Linked DNA regions of Homo sapiens: region 2 is linked to region 1. The links are chromatin loops, found by intact Hi-C in ENCODE. Cell type or tissue: body of pancreas. All regions are shown on one strand. Links, peaks and the distances in the headings refer to the core of each region. The heading gives the core; the rest is flanking DNA. Region 1 overlaps KCTD20 (potassium channel tetramerization domain containing 20). Region 2 has its middle 17 kb from the start of SRSF3.

Region 1 (9,859 bases), core at 1,277-9,276:
TTAGTCCCTTATTTGGCCCTGTCCGTGTCCTGCTGATTGGTCCATTTTACAGAGTGCTGATTGGTCCATTTACAAACCTTTAGCTAGACACAGAGCGCTGATTGGTGCGTTTTTACGGAGTGCTGATTGGTGCATTTATAAACCTTTAGCTAGACACAGAGCACTGATTGGTGCGTTTTTACAGAGTGCTGATTGGTGCATTTACAAACCTTTAGCTAGACACAGAGCGCTGATTGATAGACACAGAGCGCTGATTCATGCGTTTTTACATAGTGCTGATTGGTGCGTTTACAATCCTTTAGCTAGACACAGAGTGCTGATTGGTGTGTTTTTACAGAGTGCTGATTGGTGCATTTATAATCCTTTAGCTAGACACAGAGCACTGATTGGTGCGTTTACAATCCTTTAGCTAGGCAGAAAAGTTCTCCAATTGCGTTTACAATCCTTTAGGCAGAAAAGTTCTCCAAGTCCCCACTCGACCCAGGAAGTCCAGCTGGCTTCACCTCTCATCTTCACATTGTCATCCCTCTGTTTATGTGTTCTACTCGCCCCATTTTGAGGACTCCAGACATATTGGATTAGGGCCCACCTTAATGACTTCGTTTAAAAGGCACTGTCTCCAAATACAGGCACATTCTGAGGACTAGGGGTTAGGGCTTCACATATGAATTTTGAGGGAGACACAGTTCAGCCCCGACAATCTGTTTAAGAAGTTATGTGTTGGTGGCCGGGCGCGGTGGCTCACGCCTGTAATCCCAGCACTTTGGGAGGCTGAGGCGGGCGGATCACAAGGTCAGGAGATCGAGACCATCATGGCTAACATGGTGAAACTCCGTCTGTACTAAAAATATAAAAAATTAGCTGGGCGTGGTTGCAGGCGCCTGTAGTCCCAGCTACTTGGGAGGCTGAGGCAGGAGAATGGCGTGAACCCAGGAGGCGGAGCTTGCAGTGAGCCGAGATTGCGCCACTGCACTCCAGCCTGGGCAACAGAGTGAGACTCCGTCCTAAAAAAAAAAAAAAAAAAAAAAAAAAAGAAGTTATGTATTGGGGCCGGGTGCAATGGCTCCTGCGTGTAATCCCAACACTTTGGGAGGTGGAGGCAGGTGGATCATCTGAGGTCAGGAGTTTGAGACCAGCGTGGCCAACATGACGAAACCCTGTCTCTACTAAAAATACAAAAATTAGCTGGGCACGATGGCACGTGCTTGTAATCCCAACTACTCGGGAGGCTGAGGTAGGAGAATCGCTTGAACCTGGGAGGCAGAGGTTGCAGTGAGCTGAGATTGTGCCACTGCACTCCAGCCTGGGTGACAGAGTGAGACTCTGTCTCAAAAAAAAAAAAAAGAAAGGTTATGTGTTGGGTAATCTGAATGCTCGTTTCCTTCATCACTATGTCCTACGCCATGAGGCCCAGGCAGCATTCTTTTTCACGTGACTGGCTTTACCTGTTCTTCAGAACCATGCTTACTTTTGTATACCCTGAGAAGCATATTATGCCTCTGTATAAATCATTGTGTTATGTTATATTTAAGATTATCCTGTTAGCCTACTGAATAATGTGCTTGAAAAACTATTCCATACATTAACTTAAATTCCTAATTCATCTATTAAGCTCATTTCTTCTTTAATCTAGATGGAAGAATGTCAAACTATTTTATGTGATAATATATTGTTTTCTGATTAAACTTTAAAAATTTTCTCTTAAACTGTTTCAAGCAGTTTTAAAAATTTATTTTATCTTATTTTACTTTTTAAGAGTTAGAAGTCTTGCTGTGTTGCCCAGGCTGAAGCATAGTAGCTATTCACAGTCTTGATCCCACTACTGATCAGCACAGGAGTTTTGACTTGCCTGTTTCCAGCCTGGGTCAGTTCTCCCCTCCTTAGGCATCCTGGTGGATCCCTGCTCCTGGGAGGTCACCATTGATGCTAAATTTGGTGCAGACACCTGATTGACATAGCGCACTACAGCCCAGAACTTCTGGGCTCAAGTGATCCTCCCACCTCAGCCTCCTAAGTAGCTGGGGCTACAATAGTGTGCCATGGAACCTAGTTACAAGCAGTTTTTAAGAAACCATTCCAATGATTCCAATGTTTTCTTGAGAAGGTATCTGTTTTTAGAGATACATTTTCATTTTTCCTTATTTTAAAGATAATAACACATTCATTTTAGAGACTTTAGAATATTCAGTAAGACAATAACTTTTTAAAAGAAAAGTCACGTGATTCTACAGTTAAGGGAGAATAATCTTTTCCATCTTTTTTCTGTGGATACATTTATTGTTTCAACTTGCCTTTTAAAAATCTAATATATCAATACTATTTCACACTATTTCAGTTATTTTCTTTTCTGAAATAAGGTCTTGCTCTGTCACCCAGGATGAGGTGTAGTGGCAAGATTTCAGCTCACTGCAGCTTTGACCTCCGGGCTTAAGCAGTCCTCCCACGTCAGCCTTGCCCAAGTAGTTGGGACTACAGGTATGTGCCACCACACCCAGCTAATTTTTTTATTTTTTGTAGAAACGAGGTCTCACTGTGTTGTCCAGTTTTGTCTTGAACTCCTGGGCTCAAGCGATCCTCCTGCCTTGGCCTCCCAAAGTGTTAGGATTACAGGCATAAACTGCTGCACCTGGCCCTATTTTAGTTATTTTCAAACAGATTTCTATTTATTTATTTAGAGACAGAGTCTCACTCTGTCACCCAGGCAGTGCAGTAGTGCAGTCTCAGCTCACTGCAACCTCCTCCTCCCCGGTTCAAGTGCTTTTCATGCCTCAGCCTCCTGAGTAGCTGGAATTACAGGTACACACCACCATGCCCAGCTAATTTTTGTATTTTTAGTAGAGACAGGGTTTCGCCATGTTGACCGGGCTGGTCTCAAACTCCTGACTTCAAGTGATCTGCCCACCTTGGCCTCCCAAAGTGCTGGGATTACAGGTGTGAGTCAATGTGCCTGGCCTATTTTTTTAATTGGTGAATCATATGAATTGATTTTTGAATGTTAAACCAATCTTTGCCATAATGTATTATCCTTTTTTATGTGGCTGAATTTGATTTTCTCATAATTTGTTTAGGATTTTTGTGATTATGTTCATGAGAAAGTTTGATATAATTTCTTCGTTAAAAGTGTGGGAAAATTTGCTAGTCAAGCCATTGGATTCTGGAAAAGTTTTAATTATCAATTAAATTTCTTTACTAGATATAGGACTTTGCAGATTTTCTAATTTTTCTAAGTCAGTTTCAATAAATTATAGAATATTCATTTAATCTGCAAATTCTAATTTACTGGCATAAATTGTACAAAATAACTGCTCATCTTTTTAGTCTCATGGGATGTGTACTGATAGTCTTTTTTCATCTGTGATCATTGTAGTGTGCATCTTCATTTTCTTTTTTTTTTTTTTTTTTTTAGATGAAGTCTCACTCTGTTGCCCAAGCTGCAGTGCAATGTCGCTATCTTGGCTTACTGCAACCTCCGCTTCCCGAAGCGATTCTACTGCCCCAGCCTCCTGAGTAGCTGGGACTACAGGTGTACACCATGACACCTGGCTAATTTTTGTATTTTTAGTAGAGATGGGGTTTCACTATGTTGGCCAGGCTGGTCTTGAACTCCTGACCTCGTGATCCGCCCGCGTCAGTCTCCCGAAGTGCTGGGATTACAGGCGTGAGCCACCGCGCCCAGCCTTATTTTCTTTTTAAAACAACTTCACTGAGAGAGAATTCACATAACATACAATTCACTCATATAAAGTATAGAGTTGAGTGGTTTAGTATATTCAAAGTTGTGCAGACATTACCACCATTATTTCTTTCTTGATCAGTTTTTAGGGCTTATCAGTTTTCTTAGCTTTTTTTTTTTTTTTTTTTTTTTTTGGATACAGGGTCTCACTCTGTTGCCCTGGCTGGAGTGCAGTGGCGCGATCTTGGCTCACGGCAACCTCCGCCTCCCAGGCTCAAGCAATTTGAGTGCCTCAGCCTCCCAAGTAGCTGGGATTACAGACGCGTGCCACTACTGCCTGGCTAATTTTTTTTGTATTATTAGTAGAGACAGGGTCTCACCATGTTGGCCAGGCTGGTCTTGAACTCCTGACCTCAAGTGATCCACCCGCCTTGGCCTCCCAAACTGCTGGGATTACAGGCGTGAGCCACCACCCCCAGCCTTTTGTTTTATTTTGTTTTGTTTTCTTAAAGCCAACTTTTGGCTTTATTGATTTTTCTCAGTTGAGCTTGTGTTTTCTTTTACATTAATTTCTGCCCTTATTTCTTTCCTTATATATTCTTTAGGATTAATAAGCTATTATTTTCCTGCCTTGAGAAAGATACTTTGATTATTGTTTTTCATTCTTTTCTAATGTTTTGTTTTTTGTTTTTTTTTTTTTTGAGACGGAGTTTTGCTCTTGTTGCCCAGGCTGAAGTGCAATGGTGTGATCTTGGCCCACCGCAACCTCTGCCTCCTGGGTTCAAGCGATTCTCCTGCCTCAGCCTCCCCAGTAGCTGGGATTACAGGCATGCACCACCACACCTGCCAATTTTGTATTTTTAGTAGAGACGTTTCTTGATGTTGGTCAGGCTGGTCTCAAACTCCTGACCTCAGGTGATCCGCCCGCCTTGGCCTCCCAAAGTGCTGGGATTACAGATATGAGCCACTGTGCCCGGCCTCTAATATATGTTTTAAAGCTATAAATTTTCCTTTGTGCCTGGAGTTAGGCTTATTTAACAAGTTCGCATATGTTGTATTCATTCAGTTCAAAATATTTTCTCCATTTCATTGTGTTCTGTTTTTGGTCCAAGGTTATTCAGAAGTGTGTTGCTTAATTTTCCAACATTTGAGGATATTTTGTTTTTGTCATTGATTTTTAACTTAATTCCACTGTGTTCAGAGAACATAACTATTCTTTCAATCTTTTGAAATGTATTGAGACTTACTATGTAGCCTGAATGTGGTCAGTTCTGATTAATTTTTCAAGTGTACTTGCAAAAGAATTACTCTGCAATTGGGTGCAAATTTGGTTAATTTATGAATGATGTTATTCAAACCTTCTATATGAGCAGTGGACAAACTACCTCCTGCTGCCTTTTTTGTACACAAAGTTTTATTAGAACACAGCCATGCTTACTCATTTACAAATTGTCTATGACTGCTTTTGCTCTATAATAGTATGGCCCACAAGACCTAAAATATTTACTTTATGGCTCTTTTTTTTTTTTGAGATGGAGTCTCGCTCTGTCGCCCAGGCTGGAGTGCAGTGGCGTGATCTCAGCTCACTGCAACCTCCACCTCCCGGGTTCAAGCAATTCTCCTGCCTCAGCCTCCTGAGTAGCTGGGACTACAGATGCATGCCACCACACCCGGCTAATTTTTGTGATTTTAGTAGAGATGGGGTTTCACCATATTGGTCAGGCTTGTCTCGAACTCCTGATTTCAGGTGATGCACCCAGCTGGGCCTCCCAAAGTGCTGGGATTACAGGCGTGAGCCACTGTGCCCAGCCTTTTTTTTTTTTCTTGAGTCGGAGTCTTGCTCTGTTCCGCAGGCTGGAGTGCAGTGACACAATCTCAGCTCACTGCAACCTCCGCCGCCGGGTTCAAGCAGTTCTCCCGCCTCAGTCTCCCAAGTACCTGGGACTACAGGCACCCACCTGCCTGTAGTCATGCCTGGCTAATTTTCATATTTCTGTAGAATTGGGGTTTCACCATGTTGTTGGCCAGGCTGGTCTTGAACTCCTGACCTCAGGTGATCCGCCCATCTTGGCCTCCCAAAGTGCTAGGATTACAGGCATGAGCCACCGTGCCCGGCCTACTTTATGGCTCTTTACCAGAAAAGTTTGCCACCCATTCTACAGTGTTACTTTTAGGCTCCCAATGGAAAACCTGGGGTATTTCACAGGATCCTTCCTCCTCTGCAGACCCATTCCAGTTTTTGTCTCTCCAGCATCTTGATGCTGACAAAAGCTCTGCTTAACTTCTCAACTTTTGGGCCAGGCACAGTGGCTTACGCCTGTAATCCCAGCACTTTGGGAGGCTGAGGTGGGCGGATCACCTGAGGTCAGGAGTTTGAGACCAGCCTGGCCAACACAGTGAAACCCTGCCGCTACTAAAAATACAAAAATTAGCTGGGTGTGGTGGCAGGTGTCTGTAGTCCCAGCCACTCAGGAGGCCGAGGCAGGATAATCGCTTTAACCTGAGTGGCAGAGGTTGCAGTGAGCCAAGATCATGCCACTGCACTCCAGCCTGGGCGACAGAGCAAGACTCCGTCTAAAAACAAAAACAGAACAAACAAAAAAACTTCTCAACTTTTTAGCTGCTGCTTTCTACTTAGCTTTATAGCCTTTTGGTAGCTGCTTCCAAATTGGCAAATATCTGGAGGAGAAAAGTGGTACAGAGTGTTGGGCTTAACTTATTTGCTTTCTCTATTAGCGTTCCACCAAAGAAAATAGAACCAGTAGTGTGTGTGTGTGTGTGTGTGTGTGTTCACACACATACATATTAGGCTATTTATTGCAAAGAATTGGTTCACACTATGTTGGGGACTAGCTAGGCAAGTCTGAAACCCGTAAGACAGGTTGCAGCCAGGAGGGACAGGCAGGACCTCTAGGATAGGAGCAAAAGCTACAGTCTGCAGGCAGAATTTCTTCTTCCTCAGAGAAGTTTGTGTTCTGCCCTTAAAGCAACTGATTGGATCAGGCCCACCCAGATTATCTAGGATAATCTTCCTTACTTAAAGTAAGTAACTATAGACTGTAATTGTATCTACCAAATACCTTGACAGCAACACCTGTATTAGTGTTTGAATAACGGGACTGTAGCCTAGCCAAGTTGATACATAAAATTGACCATCACATCTTCTCTGTAGGAATTCACTTCTTGAGTCTTGGCCACTTCACTAGTTGTCTGATGCCTTCAAACAGATGTTTTTTTTCTGTTTTACTCAGCTTTTCTGAGCGCTCTCCAGTAGGAGGTTTATTCTGGTAGAAACTTGCCCATTGGTAGCAGTAGAAATCCCAGTGTTCTAGAAAATGTTCTGAGGCCAGGTACAGTAGCTCACACCTGTAATCCCAGCACTTTGGGAGGCCAAGGCAGGAGGATTGCTTGAGACCAGCCTGGGCAACATAGCAAGACCCCATCGCTAAAAAATTAGCTTTTTTTTGAGACGGAGTCTTGTTCTGTCACCCAGGCTGGAGTGCAGTGGCGCAATCTTGGCTCACTGCAACCTCTGCCTCCCGGGTTCAAGCGATTCTCCTGCCTCAGACTCCCAAGTAGCCAGGATTACAGGCGCCCGTCACCACATCCAGCTAATTTTTGTATTTTTAGTAGAGACAGGGTTTCACCATGTTGGCCAGGCTGGTCTCGAACTCCTGACCTTAGATGATCCGCCCACCTTGGCCTCCCAGAGTGTTGGGATTACAGGCCTGAGCCACCACGCCCAGGCTTTTTTTTTTTTTTTTTTTTTTTTTAAGAGCTGGGATCTTGCTCTGTTATCCACGGTGGCATATAGTGGTGCTATCACAGCTCACTGCAGTTTTGACCTCCTGAGCTCAAATGACCTTCCTGCCTCAGCCTCCTGAGTAGCTGAGACTACAAGTGTGCACAACCATGCCTGGAAAAAAGAGATGGTAAAGAGCCTGTGGAGCCTGTAACCCACTCCTGAGTAGCTGGGACTACAGGTGTGCAAAACCACGTCTGGAAAAAAGAGATGGTAAAGAGATGGCGGTCTTGGTGTGTTGTCCAGGCTAGTCTCATGCAATCCTCCTCTCATGCAAACCTTGGCCTCTCAAGTAGCTGGGACTACAGGCATATGCCACCATGCCTGGCTAATTTTTTTGTATTTCTTTTTGTGGAGACGGGGTTTTGCCATGTGGCCCAGCCTGGTACTCCTGGTCTCAAGTGATCCACCTGCCTCGGCCTCCCAAAGTGCTCGGATTACAGGTGTGAGCCACCGTGCCCGGCCTAATTTTTTATTTTTTGGAGAGATGGGGGTCTCACTGTGTTGCCAAGGCTGGTCTCAAATTCCTGGGCTCAAGCAGTCCTCCCACCTTGGCTTCCTAAAGTACAGGGATTGCATGTGAGCCATTGTGGGCTGTATGCTATTCCTGAATTAATGAAGATACTATTTAATCCTTTAAATCACTTATCTGATGCTTTTCAGAGATTCCCACATTACTTGCCTCGGTCATATTGTGGATTTTAGAATTGGAATGGTTTCTTGTAATTTTACCAATACTGAGCATTAAAGAAGGCCTTGCTATTTTTAAGTCTGTATCCTAATCAAATGTTGAGGCCGGGTACGGGGACTCACGCCTATAATTCCAATGCTTTGGGAGGCCCAGGTGGGATGATTGCTTGAGCCCACAAGTTAGAGACCAGTTTAGGCAACATAGTGAGACTCCTATCTCTACTTAAAATAGAATTAAAAAATTAGCTGGGCATGGTTGTGCATACCTGTAATACCAGCTACTTGGGAGGCTGAGGCAGGAGGATTGCTTGAGCCCAGGAGTTGGAGACTACAGTGAGTCATGATCTGCCACTGCAAAAATGTCAAGAAGTCTGGAAACAGTGTTAAATGCAAAACTGTGGCAAGAATTATAGATTTAATATGCTAATCAAAGAAGGGAAATTTATGGTACTTGTCTTTAATATTTAAAGGGTTGGAAGTGATGGAAGGATATGTTTTTCCGGGGGTAGGATTAAACTAGTGCATGGAAGTCACAGTGGGTGTAATAGATTATTTTTGGATATTTTTAGGTAGACTGGGATGAACTAGTAGAGGTGTTTTGTAGTCTTGGGTGGAAGGTTTGAGATCCCAGATTTTGAGGTTCATGATTGGTAAAATTGTGGCGGTGGGTGATTGGGAGACCATCATAAGGTTGCTGGCATTTTATTTTGTCATGTAAGGGCATTAAAAAAATCTAGCCTTCTTTTTTGAGACAGGGTCTTGCTCTGTTGCCCAGGCAGGAAGGCAGTAGCATGATCATGGCTCACTGCAGTCTCAACCTTCTGGACTCAAGCAGTCCTCCCATCTCAGCCTCCTGAGTAGCTGGGACCACAGGCATGAGCCACCATGGCCAGCTAATTTTTTTTTATTTTTATTTTTGTAGAGAAAGGTCTAGGCCGGGTGCGGTGGCTCATGCCTGTAATCCCAGCATTTTTGGGAGGCCGAGGTGGGCGGATCACCTGAGGTCGAGAGTTTGAGACCAGCCTGACCAACATGGAGAAACCCCGTCTCTACTAAAAATACAAAAAAATTAGCCGGGCGTGGTGGTGCATGTCTGTAATCCTAGCTACTCAGGAGGCTAAGGCAGGAGAATTGCTTGAACCTGGGAGGCAGAGGTTGCAGTGAGCCAAGAGCGTGCTACTGCACTCCACCCTGGGCAACAAGAGCAAAACTCCATCTCAAAAAAAAAAAAAAAAAAAGAAAAGAAAGAAAGGTCTGGCTATGTTGCCCAGGCTGGTCTTGAACTCCTGGGCTCAAGTGATCCTCCTGCCTTGGCCTCCCAAAGTGCTGGGATTACAGGCGTGAGCCACTGTGTCTGGATTATTACATTTTTAAAGAAGGCATTTTTGGCCAAGTGAGGTGGCCATGCCTGTAATCCCAACACTTTGGGAGACCAAGGCGGAAGGATGGCTTGATCCCAGGAGCTTGAGACTGGCCTGGGCAACATAGTGAGACCCTGTCTCTACAGAATAATTTAAAAAGGGGAAAAAAAAATTAGCCAGGCATGGTGGCATGTATCTGTGGTTCCAGCTACTTGGGAGGCTGAAGTGGGAGGATTGCTTGAGCCTGGGAGTCCAAGTCTGTTTTTTCTTTTTTTTATACTGACCACTATACTAATGAGGAAAAAAAATACATTTTTAATATTAAAAAAGAAG
Region 2 (9,859 bases), core at 663-8,662, 120 kb after region 1:
GGTGTAAACAAACCTACTTATAAAAGTAGCATGCCTGGCGCTATGGCTCATTCCTGTAATTCCAGCACTTTGAGAGACCGAGGCAGGAGAATGGCTTGAGTCTAGGAGTTTGAGACCAGCCTGGGCAACACAGGGAGACCCCATCTCTACAAAAACAAAACAAAAAAAAATTAGCTTGGCCTGTTGGTACATGCTGTAGTCCCAGCTACTCAGGAAGCTGAGGTGGGAGGATCCCTTGACCCCAAGGGTTCGAGGCTGCAGTGAGCTATGATTGCGCCACTGCTTTCCAGCCTGGGCAACAGAGTAAGACCCTGTCTCTTAAAAAAAGAAAAAAAAAAGGTATAAAAAGTAAAAAAAAAAAAAAAAAAAGTTATAGTAAGGTAAGGTTAACTTATTACTGAAGAAAGAAAAATAAATAAATAAATCTAGTGTAGCCTAAGTGTACAGTGTTTATAAAGTCTGCAGTAGTGTCCTAGGTCTTCACACTCACTCATTGACTCACCCAGAGCAACTTCCAGTCCTGCAAGCCCCGTTCCTGACACATGCCCTACAGAAGTGTGCAATTTTAAAATCTTTTTTACTGTGTTTTTGTGTACCTCTCCTGTGTTAAAATATGTCTAGATACACAAATACCATTGTGTTAAAATTTCCTGTAGTATTCAGTAAGTAACATGCTGCATAGGTTTGTAGCCTAGGAGGAATAGGCTATACCATATAGTCTAGGTATGTGATAGGCTATACCATCTAGGTTTGTGTAAGTACATTCTTTTTTTTTTTTTTTTTTTTGAGACAGAGTCTTGCTCTGTCGCCCAGGCTGAGTGCAGTGGCACAATCTCAGCTCACTGCAGCCTCTGTCCCCCAGGTTCCAGCGATTCCCCTGCCTCAGCCTCCTGGGTAGCTGGAATTACAGGCACTCGCCACCATACCTGGCTAATTTTTGTATTTTTAGTAGAGACGGGGTTTCGCCATATTGGCCAGGCTGGTCTCAAACTCCTGATCTCAGATAATCTGCCCGCCTTGGCCTCCCAAAGTAGTGGAATTACAGGTGTAAGCCACCACGCCCGGCCTGTGTAAGTGCATTCTATGATGTTCCCACAATGAGGAAATCATCTGACAATGCATTTCTCAGAATGTACCTCCGTCCTTAAGCAATGCATGACTCTGTGTGTGTGTGTGTGTGTGTGTGTGTGTGTGTGTATTCCATCTCCCCCAATAGTTTTCTCTTGCCCCTTAATAATTCTTTGCTTCAGCTGAGTCTGGCCAAGATGGTGAAACCCCGTCTCTACTAAAAATACAAAAAGTAGCCAGGTGTGGTGGCAGGCGCCTGTAATCCCAGCTACTTGGGAGGTTGAGGCAGGGGAATCACTTGAACCCAGGAGGCGGAGGTTGCAGTGTGCCAAGATTGTGCCATTGCACTCCAGCCTGGGCAACAAGAGTGAAACTCTACCTCAAAAAATAAATAAATAAATAAATAATAATAACAATTCCTTGCTTCTGTTCCTCCCACTCCACATCCTCAAATAGCCACTAATCTGTTTCCTGTCACTATATATTAGTTTGCATTTCTAGAGTTTTATGTAAATGGAATCATGCACTTTTTTTGTCTGACTTCTTTCACTCAGCATATTTTAAGATTAATCAATGTTGTTGCATATAATAGTAGTTCATTCCTTTTATTGCTAAGTAGCATCCCAAATATGCCATATTATCCATTTACCTACTAAAAGATATTTGAGTTGATTCCCTTTTTTTTTTTTTTTTTTTTTGGCTATTACAAGTAAAGCTGCTATGAACATTCATGTACAAGTCTTTGTGTGGACATATGCTTTAATTTCTCTTGAGCAAATATCAAGAAGTAGAATGCCTGGGTCACAAAGTAAGTGTATGTTTAACTTTTTAAGAAATTGCCAAACTGTTTCCCAATGTGGCTGTACCATTTTACATTTATACCAGCAATGCTTGAGGGTTTCATTTCATCCATATCCTCACCAACACTTAGTATGGTCAGGCTTTCAAATTTTAATTTGACCTAATAGGTAGGTCACCTCATGATTTAAAAACCTATGGACAATCCTTGCTTGAAGGTTTGCAAAATGCTTGCAAAAAGCTTACAAAATGCTGATATTATATTTCTAACATTATTTCTATATTGATTACCTGGCATTCTTTGATAAAATAGAGCCTTATCTTATCCACTGACATGATATAGTTACCCTAAATATATTTCCCACTGTAAAGGAAGGTAAAATGTCTAATTCTTTCTTTTCTAATTACCAGTTTTCAAAATAAAGAGTTGTTTTAATCTTCACACACCTTTTTGATTCAGGTGGGTCATTCTTTTTCTCCCTCTCTCTTTTTTTTTTTTTTTTTTTGAGACAATCTTGCTCTGTTACCCAGGCTGGAATACAGTGGTGTGTGATCTTGGTTCACTGTAACCTCGACCTCCTGGGTTCAGGCAATTCTCATGCCTCAGCCACCCAAGTAGCTGGGATTACAGGCGTGCCCCACCATGTCCAGCTAATTTTTTGTATTTTTAGTAGAGATGGGGTTTTGCCATGTTGGCCAGGATGGTCTCGAACTCCCGGCCTCAAGTGATTCACCCGCCTCGGCCTCCCAAAGTGCTGGGATTACAGGCATGAGCCACTGTGTGTGGCCCTTAATTTTTATTTTTTTATTTTTATTCTTTTTTAAGACAGAGTCTCGCTCTGTCACAAAGGCTGCAGTGCAATGGCACAATCTTGGCTCACTGTAGCCTTGACCTCCTGGGCTCAAACAATCCTCTCACTGAGACCAGCACACCCAGCTAATTTTTGTCTTATTTGTAGAGACGCGATTTCACCACATTGCCCAGGTTGGTCTTAACTCCTGAGCTCAAGCAATTTACCTGCCTTGGCCTCCCAAAGTGTTGAGATTACAGGCATCAGCCCAGCTTTAGGTCATTCTTGTTTTCTCCTTTTGCATACAAAATATATGACAATGAGACTCAAAAGAGTTTAAAGAAGTTGCTCGGCCAGGCATGGTGGCTCACGCCTGTAATCCCAGCACTTTGGGAGGCCAAGACAGGCAGATCACGAGGTCAGGAGTTTGAGACCAGCCTGGCCAATATGGTGAAACCCCATCTCTAGTAAAAATACGAAAATTAGCCAGGAGTAGTGGCACGCACCTGTAATCCCAGCTACTAGGGAGACTGAGGCAGGAGAATTGCTTGAACCGGTGAGGCGGAGGTTGCAGTGAGCCAAGATTGCACCACCACACTCCAGCCTGGGTGACAGAGCAAGACTCCTCGAAAAATAAAAATAAAAAAGGAGTTTCTCAAGGTTTTAATCCCAGCCAACAACCAAGAATCCTGATAAGAATTTGCTTCTAAAATAAAAGCTCTCGGTTGGGTGCGGTGGCTCACATCTGTAATCCCAGCCCTTTGGGAGACCAAGGCAGGATCACTTGAGATCAGGAGCTCAAGACTAGCCTGGCCAACACGGTGAAACCTCGTCTCTACTAAAAATACAAAAATTAGCCGGGTGTAGTGGTACACGCCTGTAATCCCAGCTACTCGGGAGGCTGAGACACGAGAATTGCTTGAACCCAGGAGGCGGAGGTTGCAGTGAGCCAAGATCCTGCCACTATGCTCCAGCCTGGGCGACACTGCAAGACTCTGTCTCAAATAATAATAATAATAATAATAAATAAAATAAAAGCTCTCAGTTGCCAAGGTATTTTGAAGATTTGTAGCTGCATGCCTGTTACTGGACACCTGCTTCCTAGTAACATGGTCAGAGGCTAGTGAGAAACGTCTCACCTCCCTGCCGTGAACTCCCTCATCTCGGCAAGGCCTCTACAGTCCTGTGTCTCACAGGCTGTTGTGTTCCCCTTTCCAGCACCTGCTGGTATAAGGCAGAAACTGAACACTGTTACCCAACAGGCCTTTCTCATGAAAGCCCTGTTCATTGATTTCTGTTTTTCTTTCAGAAATTAGAATTAATTAGACCTCCTGGGCTCTTTTCCAAGCAAAAATAGAGGTAGAAAGTAGTGGCTGGGCGCGGTGGCTGATGCCTGTAATCCTAGCACTTTGGGAGGCCGAGGCGGGTGGATTGCCTGAGCTTAGGAATTCAAAACCAGCCTGGGCAACACGGTGAAACCCCGTCTCTACTAAAATACAAAAAATTAGCCGGGTGTGGTGGAGTCCGCCTGTAATCCTGGCTACTCGGGAGGCTGAGGCAGAAGAATTGGTAGAACCCAGGAGGCGGAGTTTGCAGTGAGCTGAGATCGTGCCACTACACTCCAGCTTGGGCGACAGAGCAAGACTCCATCTCTAAAAAAAAAAAAAAAATTAGCAAGTGGCAGAAAAGCAAGGAATCTGAGAGAGGGACTAGATGGTGGAGTCAGCAAGGGACTCAGAATCTAAGTGGGAGGGAGTTTCTGAGCCTGCCCTGGCTCAGAAGGCTGTCCATGGGAAAAAAAAAAAAAAAAAGAAGAAGAAGCTAAAGGGTGGACAGGGTGATGGGAAGGCTCTGGAACAGAGGTAGCAATTATTAAAATATTTAAATAGTTGTGTGTTCATTGGTAGACAGCAGCTGCTCTGAGACCTCAAGCCAGTGCTTATCTTCCACCCACCCCCGGCACCCAGTCTCTTCTCTTGCCACCCTCTGATGACTGTTTTGATTAGTTAGGATCCAGGCTGAACTGTGGTTAAATATTTTGAATAACTTCCCTGGGTGTGGACACAAACCAGACTGGAATTCTAACTAGTGTGACCTGGCAACGGTATTCTTTTTTTTTTCTTTCTTTCTGAGATGGAGTCTCCCTCTGTTGCCCAGGCTAGAGTGCAGTGGCGCGATCTCGGCTCACTGCAACCTCCTCCTCCTGGGTTCAAGTGATTCTCCTGCCTCAGCTTCCCAAGTAGTTGGGACTACAGGTGCATGCCACCAACTCGGCTTTTTTTTTTTTTGTATTTTCAGTAGAGACGGGGTTTCACCACATTGGCCAAGCTGGTCTCAAACTCCTGACCTCATGATCCACCCGCCTCGGCCTCCCAGAGTGCTGGGATTACAGGTGTGAGCCACCGTGCCCGGCCTGGCAACGGTATTCTAACTTGAACACAGTGTCACCAACCACTGTTTGCGAACATTCAGACAGCATCAACTCTGTCTACCCTTGGGTCATAGACTTTTAGGTACTGGTGATATCATATGTCTTTCCTACTGTTGTGATCAAAAGTTTGAAAAATCCAGATTAGAGCATTCCAGGTAGAGGGGACTGAATGCAGGGATACACAGCTTGTTTCTGGAGAGGAAATACGAGATGCCTTGGAGGTAGGCGGGGGCCAGGTATGAAGGCCATGAGGCCCATGGTCAGTCGAGAGTGACCAGGAGGCAGTGACACTCTGATATGGGACACAGAATGGAAAGATAGTGAATTGGAGGTCTGAAGCACGTTGGGGACATGAGAAAGAAGCATGTGTGTTGGATATATGGCTCAGGGGTCGGGGAGAGCCCCCACTCCTCCAAAGATAAAGCAGAGAACAGAGGTCCTGAAAGCAGATGAAGTCCCTCATGGAGAGAGCACACGGGGAGCTGGGAAGGGGCACGGGAGGGAATCCCGCGGGCCCCCTGCATTAGCAGGCAGAGGAGGAAGAGCACTCTGGAGGGCACTAAGGAAGAGGAGCCAGAGAGATGGGAATGTGGAAACTGGGAGGGAGAATTAACAGGCTGAGATGCTGTGAGTCCAGTAAGATAAGGACTCAGACATCTGCTGGGCCCCAGAGGCAGTATGGGTCTATGGTTAGGTAGCCTGACTGCAGGGGTCTAATCTGGCTCTGGTAATTCTGAGCTCTGTGACCTTTGGCAAGTGTTTTAATCTCTTGTGCCTCAGTTGTTTTCCTCTATAAAATGGAGATAATAACATTTACCTGAGTTTCAAGGATTAAATGAGTGTGTGTGTGTGTGTGTATGCATGAGTGTGTGCATGTGTAGAGGAGAGAGAGAGAAAAAAAGATAGAGACAGAAAGACAGCCAGAAAGAGAGGGAGATTGAGAGAGAGATGCTCTGAACCAGGTTTAAAAAGTAGTAAATGAGCCAGGCGTAGTGGCTCACACCTGTAATCCCAGCACTTTGGGAGGCCGAGGCGGGTGGATCACCTGAGGTCAGGAGTTTGAGACCAGCCTGGCCAACATGGTGAGACTCCGTCTCTACTTAAAATACAAAAAATTAGCCGGGCCAGGTGTTGCACACCTGTAATCCCAGCTACTCAGGAGGCTGAGGCAGGAGAATCTCTTTAACTCAGGAGGCAGATGTTGCAGTGAGCCGAGATTGCACCACTGCACTCCAGCCTGGGGTAACAGAGTGAGACTCTGTCACAAAAAAAAAAAAAAAAAAGTAGTAAATGGGCCAGGCACAGTGGCTCATACCTATAATCCCAGCACTTTGGGAGTCCAGTGTGGGTGTATCACTTGAGGTCAGGAGTTGGAGACCAGCCTGGCTAACATGGTGAAACCTCAGCTCTACTAAAAATACAAAAATTAGCCAGGCATGGTGGCAGGCGCCTGTAAACTCAGCTACTTGGGAGGCTGAGGCAGTAGAATCGCTTGAGTCTGGGAAGTGGAGGTTGCAGTGATCTGAGACTATGCCACTGCACTCCAGCCTGGGTGACAGAGTGAGACTCCATCTCAAAAAAAAAAAAAAAAAAAGAAAAGAAAAAAAAAGTGGTAAATGCTACACACAAGCTTATGCGAAATTATGACAGCTATCACTTGCTGGGCCTGAGTTTTCTTGGCTACAAACTAAATTAGTGTGTAAACTCTAGAAACTCAGGAAAAAAAGAAAGCCATACTGGAGCTAAACAGACAAATATCTTTCAAAACACAGAATTAAGCACACACTAAAGATTGTGACATCCTGACATCTCCACTCTGCCCTCTTCAGTTGCTTCTTGTTGTTGCTTTTGAGGCTAAACTTACTTCCCTGTATTTGTGAGTTCCAGAGTGCAAGCTAGGGTCACCGAAACAAAGGTTTCTCATCTTCCAGCTGCACAAGCAATCCTTTTATTCTAGCCTGGATCCTTTGCCAGACCTCTCTGTAGGTCTGAGAACCAAATAAGGTAACACACACGAGGCAGGCATTGAAGTCCAGGCACCACTGAGTGGGAAGGGAGGGTGGGGCTGAAATCAAAACGGGGAAGAGTCTTGGAGCTCAGGAACTGTGCTGCCTCAGGGGGCCCAGCATGCGAGGAAGGACGTCTGTCCATGTAACATGGTGTTCCTTAGGGCTCTCTGGAGGAAAGGGGGGGCTGAAAAAGCAAACACACACCCCCAGAGACACCAAACGCAGGCAATTTCCAAGCATTGTTGCTTTCTTTTTTTCTCTCTCTTTTTCTTTTTCTGAGATAAAGTCCCTCTGTTGCCCAGGCTGGAGTGCAGTGGTGCGATCTCAGCTCACTGCAGCCTCCCTTATGGCTGGGCTCAAGCAATTCTCCTGCGTTAGCCTCCCGAGTAGCTGGGACCACAGGCACGCACCACCACGCCCAGCTATATATATATATTTATTTATTTTTGGTAGAGACAAGGTTTTGCCACGTTAGCCAGGCTGTTCTCAAACTTCTGAGTTCGAGCAATCCACCCACCTTGGCCTCCCAAAGTGCTAGGATTACAGGTGTGAACCACTGCATGTGGCCCAATCATAGCTGCTTTCTGCTCCTCAAGTGGACACCAGGCTCCAGAGTCTCACCTGGGATTTGAATCCCACCTTCACCCATTTTTTTTTTTTTTGAGACGGAGTTTCGCTCTTGTTCCCCAGGCTGGAGTGCAGTGGCACAATCTTGGCTCACCGCAACCTCCGCCTCCCAAGTTCAAGCGATTCTCCTGCCTCAGCCTCCCAAGTAGCTGGGATTACAGGCATGTGCCACCACGACCGGCTACTTTTGTATTTTTAGTAGAGACGGGGTTTCTCCATGTTTCTCAGGCTGGTCTCGAACTCCCGACCTCAGGTGATCCGCCTGACTCGGCCTCCCAAAGTGCTGGGATTACAGGCGTGAGCCACTGAGCCCGGCCCCTACCTTCATCCTTTATAAACTGTGAGACCTTTGACAAATTACTTAACTTCTCTGTGTCCTAGTTTTCATTTGTTTCAAGTACTACAATTACATTTTATAAGTCAGGTACACTCCAGGAAAAATGACAGGGTGAAAATTAGTGTGTGTGCATGTGTGTGTCGGGTGGGTGGGGTGTGGTTGCGTGTGGAGAAATGTGTTGAGGGGGGCGGCGTGTCAGGAAAGTAGAATTACCCAAATGTGCCCAGAAAACTCCCACATTTCGGTGTTTGTGAGACATTCCCAGATTGGGAGAAATAAGATAATTAACTGACAACAGTTGGAAACTAACTGTGGACCAATTTAAAATGAAAGTTGTAAAGCCAAGCCATTCTTTTAGGTGTTTTGGCTCTCTACTTCAGTAGAAAGAACTTTTATTAATTTTGCACCAAAATGTAATTATAGAAAATTAGGCTGGATGTGGTGGCTCACGCCTGTAATCCCAGCACTTTGAAAGGCTGAGGCAGGGCTGGGCCTGGTGGCTCAAGCCTGTAATCCCAGCACTTTGGGAGGCCAAGGCGGCAGATCACTTGAGGTCAGGAGTTCGAGACCAGCCTGGCCAACATGGCAAAACCCTGACTTTACTAAAAATACAAAAATTAGCTGGGCACGGTGGTGGTGCCTGTAATCTCAGCTACTGGGGAGGCCGAGGCAGGAGAATTGCTTGAATCCAGGAGGCAGAGGTTGCGGTGAGCGAAGATAGCACCACTGCACTCCAGCCTGGGTGAAGAAGCAAGATTCCATCTCAGAAAAATAAAAAGAAAGGCTGAGGCAGGAGGATTGCTTGAGCCCAGGAGTTCAAGACGACCTTGGGCAATATAGTGAGACCTTGTCTTTACAAAAAGTAAAAAAATTAGCTGGGTGTGGTGGTGCATGCCTGTAGTCTCAGCTACTCTGAAGGCTGAGGTGGGAGGATTGCAAGAGCCCAGGAGGTCGAGGCTGCAGTGAGCCGTGATTATGCCACTGCATTCCAGCCTGGGTGACAGAGCAAGATCCTGTCTCCAAAAAGGAAAAAAAGAAAAAAGAAAAACAAAAATTAAACCAAGCAGAAAACAGGAAAAAAAAATTCCTCAACTGTCTTATCATCTAGAGCTAAGTGTTAAACTTTCGTACTTTTTTCTGTGTCTATATGTATATACATACAGACATACATATACACATATAAATACTTGTATATTTGGAAAGTTGATCATGCCTGCGTTGTTCTGCAAGCTTTGAGGGGCAATGGTAAGAAGAGCTCTGAATTGCTAGGTGCAGTGGCTCACGACTATAATTCTGGCACTTTGGGAGGCTGAGGCAGGTGGATCACCTGAGGTCAGGAGTTCAAGACCAGCCTGGCCAACATGGTGAAACCCCATCTCTACTAAAAATACAAAAAATTAGCTGGGCATGGTGGCGGGTGTCTGTAATCCCAGCTACTTGGGAAGCTGAGGCAGGAGAATCACTTGAACCCAACAGGCGAAGGTTGCAGTGAGCTGAGATCATGCCATTGCATTCCAGCCTGGGCAACAAGAGCAAAACTCTGTCTCAAAAAAAAAGAAGAGCTCTGAATCTTCTTAAAACCTACTCAAGGCTGGGAGTGGTGGCTCACACCTGTAATCCCAGCACTTTCGGAGGCCAAAGCAGGTGGATCGCTGAGCTCAGGAGTTCAAGACCAGCCTGGGCAACATGACGAAACCCCGTCTCTACAAAAAATAAAACACACACACACACCCCAAAAATTATCTGGATGTGGTGGCGCGAGCCTGTATTCCCAGCTACTTAGGAGGCTAAGGCAGGA

The links. Peaks named below come from ENCODE experiments on the same cell type or tissue, not always from the same donor. Only the 100,000 strongest peaks of a DNase experiment are listed, where the experiment ranks them.
Region 2: a loop joins it to region 1, with 2.2 times the contacts of the local background. A loop is called at or near these places in 4 of 110 quality-filtered maps.

What each region holds. Positions count from the first base shown.
Region 1 is chr6:36,449,158-36,459,016 of GRCh38, forward strand. All of the region lies in intron 1 of KCTD20 (potassium channel tetramerization domain containing 20), which reads left to right. It also overlaps the pseudogene RN7SL502P. Among named protein-coding and RNA genes, the nearest start is that of KCTD20, 11 kb to the left of the region's middle. In body of pancreas, for the core only: no CTCF peak of the experiment used is centred there; no DNase peak of the experiment used is centred there.
Region 2 is chr6:36,572,893-36,582,751 of GRCh38, forward strand. No RefSeq gene overlaps it. Among named protein-coding and RNA genes, the nearest start is that of SRSF3, 17 kb to the right of the region's middle. RefSeq lists an enhancer at 3,713-4,656. In body of pancreas, for the core only: a CTCF peak has its summit at 3,860; no DNase peak of the experiment used is centred there; H3K27ac peaks cover 4,223 bases.